2 separate regions of the Homo sapiens genome follow, and region 2 is linked to region 1. Evidence: read pairs that join two places in POLR2A ChIA-PET (ENCODE). Cell type or tissue: GM12878. All regions are shown on one strand.

Evidence for each region. Peaks named below come from ENCODE experiments on the same cell type or tissue, not always from the same donor. Only the 100,000 strongest peaks of a DNase experiment are listed, where the experiment ranks them.
Region 2: POLR2A ChIA-PET joins it to region 1 with 5 read pairs; 1 of 35 experiments calls an interaction of 5 or more read pairs at or near these places.

Annotation. Positions count from the first base shown.
Region 1 is chr11:103,054,349-103,056,848 of GRCh38, reverse strand. DCUN1D5 (defective in cullin neddylation 1 domain containing 5) reads left to right here. Exons shown (of 8, transcript NM_032299.4): 8 at 1-2,500. Among named protein-coding and RNA genes, the nearest start is that of DCUN1D5, 37 kb to the left of the region's middle. In GM12878, a CTCF peak has its summit at 1,495 (motif pointing right); a DNase peak (open chromatin) is centred at 1,516.
Region 2 is chr11:102,367,387-102,369,886 of GRCh38, reverse strand. BIRC2 (baculoviral IAP repeat containing 2) reads right to left here. Exons shown (of 9, transcript NM_001166.5): 6 at 1,339-1,581. Among named protein-coding and RNA genes, the nearest start is that of BIRC2, 21 kb to the right of the region's middle. In GM12878, a CTCF peak has its summit at 2,359 (motif pointing left); a DNase peak (open chromatin) is centred at 1,226.

The sequences.
Region 1 (2,500 bases):
TGGTTAGTTATGATAGTTTATTTTTTTCTGACAAATTTACTGTCTTTTATAAAAAGAAATAGCTAGGATTTCCTGTGTTATCCTGCCATTTTTATAATCAAACAAAATTATTAATATTCTCCTTAGACTAAATCATTAATTTAACAAATCTCAAGCATCTACTATATGCCAAGAAGTATTCTAGGCCTGAATATATTGCAGGGCACGAAGCAAGACAGTAATTTCGAACCTTTATGGGATTTTTATTTTAATTGGTTAGTAAAATAGTTTATCATTTGGTGACAAGGTTATATGGGGAAAGTAAGTTGAGGAAGGGGCCCAGAGAGTGTGTGAGGATAGGATTACTATTAAGTAGCATGTACACTGATATGTGACATTGAGCAGAGGCCTGAGGAGGTGAATGGTTGTGCAGTGTGGATATCTGGGAGGAGAGCATTCCAGGCAGAAGGAATATTACATGCTAAGGCCCTGAGCTGGTACAGAGTGTAAAGAAACAGTAAAGAGATCAGTGTGACTGTAGTGAACAATAATAGCATTTTAGGGAGAATTAGAAAATGAACTGAGAGAGATTGGGAGTAATAATCCTGCCTGATTGTAGGTAATTACGTAGGGCATTATAGCCCTTTCTCAAGAGTAGGACTTTACTGAGTGAGCTAGCAAGCAATTAGGATTCAGATCAAAGCAAGGATGGAAGCAGGTAGTAGTAGGAAGATAATATGGTAAATCCAGGTGACAAATGGTACAATTTGAGATTAAGAGTAATGGAAATAATAAGTGGTCAGATTCTGAATGTATTTTGGTGGTAGCACCAAAAGGATATGCTGATAGAATGGATGTGAGGTATGAAAAAAAGAATGATCAAGGTTTTTGGCTTGAAGAATGAAGTGGGCATTAATAAGATGGCGAAGACTCAGAGGAGCAGGCTTAAGCGGGTAGATTGAGAGTTTACTTTTGGATATGTTATGGTAGACTTGTCTGTCAGACGTCCAAAGGAAAATGTAGAGTGGGCAGTTGGATATTTGAACCTGGAAAAGTAGAGGTCTGGGCTGGAGATAAATATATTTGGAAGTCATCAGTGTGTAATCTTATTTTAAGTCAGGACATGGATGAAACCACTTAGAGAGTAAGTGTAGCCAGAGGATAGAACTTAATTGAAGACATATGATCGATGAAATTCAAGGCCAACTTTTGTGATTTTTCAAATAGAAATAAAATGTTAACATTTTCTACCACACATATACAAACCATTACTTTCTATAGTGTTGTAGAAGCACTAAGATTTAAAAAGCAAGATTGATAATAGTTGCCAAATATGTAAACAAATGGCAAATTAAATTGAGGAGGGAGTGTCACTTTATTCTTGGAATAAAGTTTTTGTTTTGAAGTAATACAGTTTTTTATATTAAGAATAACAACATCTGGAGTGCTAGTTTCTTTTTCTCATTGTTGGAAATTGCTATTCCAATTCAATTTGACAGTTTTAGCACTAGAGGGCAGGCTTGCTTCTAGATTGTGAAGAGTTCTACATGAATTAATATAGCCAAACAGCGCAGGTTGAACATCCTTAACTTGAAAATCTGAAATTCAAAATGCTTCAAAATCCAAAACTTTTTGAGTGTTGACATGATGCCACAAGTGGAAAATTCCACACCTGACCTCATATGATGGGTCACAGTCAAAATGCAGGTGTACAACAGTTTACTCTGTTCCCAAGAGAAAAATAAAATTAGCTGCAGGCTATGTGTAAAAAGTGTATATGAAACATAAATGAATTTCATGTTTAGACTTGGGTCCCATCCCCAAGGTATCTTATTATGAATATGCAAATATTCAAAGATCAAAAAAAAGAAATCTAAAACACTTCCGGTCCCAAGCATTTTGGATAAGAGATATTCAACCTGCACCTACATTCAATCTCAATTAATGAATGCAGTTGTTTCTTATGTGACAGGTTTGCCATCTACTATGTTTTTTTCTAGTGCTAGGAAAGCATAAAATAAGGCTAATTGATTTTAGTACATCTAGGACTGGCAGTTGACGCTAATATACATTTGAATATAAATGTATATTTATATTCCAAGGAGTTTCCAAGGAAACTCAAGTGTAGCTTAATTATACTCAGATTTGATATAGAGGGTCTTCCACCACATATATGAATATTAAAGCCAGTCAGAAGAAATCCTGGACATGAAAACATTTTTTCAGGAAATAATTAACTATGTGCTGGGTATTATTATATGAGCGTGGCTACAAAGATGAATAAAATATAGTCCCTGCCTAAATAAGCTTTGTTGTAGCATCTTACAGCACTTAATATCTTGTGCTGTATCTATTTAAATGTCTTTTTCCCTTCAATAATAGAAATCCTGACTCACTTATTTTTGGTGCCTCCAAGTGCCCATCACACAATTCAGTTTACAGTGTTTGAACATGTGAATAATGAGAGAGAGAAAAATAAGAAAACGGTCAGGGAATTGGGGCCTTTGAAAAAACTTATTTT
Region 2 (2,500 bases), 690 kb after region 1:
CACAATGAGATACCATCTCACACCAGTTAGAATGGCAATCATTAAAAAGTCAGGAAACAACAGGTGCTGGAGAGGATGTGGAGAAATAGGAACACTTTTACACTGTTGGTGGGACTGTAAACTAGTTCAAGCATTGTGGAAGTCAGTGTGGCGATTCCTCAGGGATCTAGAACTAGAAATACCATTTGACCCAGCCATCCCATTACTGGGTATATACCCAAATGACTATAAATCATGCTGCTATAAAGACACATGCACACGTATGTTTATTGCGGCATTATTCACAATAGCAAAGACTTGGAACCAACCCAAATGTCCAACAATGATAGACCGGATTAAGAAAATGTGGCACATATACACCATGGAATACTATGCAGCCATAAAAAATGATGAGTTCGTGTCCTTTGTAGGGACATGGATGAAATTGGAAATCATCATTCTCAGTAAACTATCGCAAGAACGAAAAACCAAACACCGCATATTCTCACTCATAGGTGGGAACTGAACAATGAGATCACATGGACACAGGAAGGGGAATATCACACTCTGGGGACTGTGGTGGGGTGGGGGGAGGGGGGAGGGATAGCATTGGGAGATATACCTAATGCTAGATGATGAGTTAGTGGGTGCAGCGCACCAGCATGGCACATGTATACATATGTAACTAACCTGCACAATGTGCACATGTACCCTAAAACTTAAAGTATAATTAAAAAAAAATAGAAAAAAGAAAAAAAAAAATTTATTGAAGGAATAAATGATTACTCAAAATACTTGTTTTGAGAGGCCGAGACTTAATACTATCTGGACGAATACAAAAATCAGTTTTCCTGTTATCCTTGGATTGGGCAGGTGGTTCTCATCAAGCCCCAGAATTTCATTGTAAGTTCTATTTTGTGTATGAGGATCACTTAGCAAGGATTAGGGAGTAAAGTATCCTATTAAAAATATGATTTGCAGAAACTTAAAAAAAAAAACAGGTTGAAAAAAGACCTGCATCCAACTTTAACATCTTGCTTTTTCAAAACAATTTAAATTTGTTATGTATGAGAAAGAAATGGAATACAGCTCAAGAAAGAGCTTATTATGCTAAAATTCTCTGATTGGCATAAATCAGAGAACCTCATCCGAAAATAAATGTATAGAAAAAAGCGGCAGTCAATGGTTCTCAACTAGAAGCAATTGAAAGGGGTAGAAAAGGAGGGATGGTTTCGAAATGACTGGAGGACTGCTACCAGCAGTTAGTGGATGTGAAACAAGCATGGTGTCCTGTAACATGTGAGACAGTCCTAAGAGCTCCACTGAGAAACAATGCAGGTGACTAACATCCCCAAATACCTGATGCCATTTCTTCAGCTTGTTTTTCCTTCTCCTCTTCTCTTTTTTCATCTTCAGCATTAAGAAGTGCTGACACAATATCATTAACTGTTTTATAGTTCTCTCCAGTTGTCAGGATTTTACTTTGAACTGTTTGTTTCACCAGGTCTCTATTAAAGCCCATTTCCAAGGCAGATTTAACCACAGGTGTATTCATCATGACAGCATCTTCTGAAGAACTTTCTCCAGGTCCAAAATGAATAACTATTTGAAAAGAAACATGCTAATATTAAATTCCACAAACATAAACCTATGGAAAAAAGTATCATGGCACAATCTTTATTCATCCTTTACTCTCATATTCTGGTAAAGGAGATGAGCTATATGCATCGATTACCTATAACTCCAATAAAAGTTTGAACTTCATAATGGTCAAATGAGAATACAATTAATATGCTATACTTTTTACAAAACCCACCTCTCTGGCTACATCCTAGACTTACTTAATGAAAGATTCTCTAAGGATAAGAATTAGGAATCTGTATCTTTTGAATATTTCCCAAATGATTCTGATGTATAGTCATTTCTGGAAACCAATATGCTATACGAACTTAGAAGTGAGAAATAATCTTCTCCAGCCAGGAAAGTGGGGGGAAATCACAAAGACTTCATGGAAAAGTGGCGCATTAGAGTTTGGACTTGAAGGATGGACAGGGTCTAGACAAGTGGATTGCTGAGGTAGAGAGAATAACATAAACAAAAATGGGAAGTATAGTAAAATAGAAGATCAGTTCACCCAGAAGATGTAGTGAAAAAGTATGGCTTCAGAAGTAATTAAGGCAGTATGATTTTAGACAGTGACAGATGCTCTGAAGAAAAAAGTAGTGTAAGGTCATTAAAAGAAACCAGGAAGCAGGAAGTCATTTTAGATAGGGTAGTCAGGGAAGCATTTTCTGCTAAGAGTCAATGCTAGCCCATATGATACTTTTATGAAAAAATACAAAAAGACATAATTCTTCAAGACACTACTGCCATCTTCTGGAAACTTATAATAAATATACAACGTCAACAATGTCCCCTCTTGTTCAAACACGCGTGGAATCCGTGTCCGAAGAAATGGCACCAGAACAAAGATTTAAATAACAAGGAATGAGCTCTATTTCATTTTTAAGCGCATGCCTTG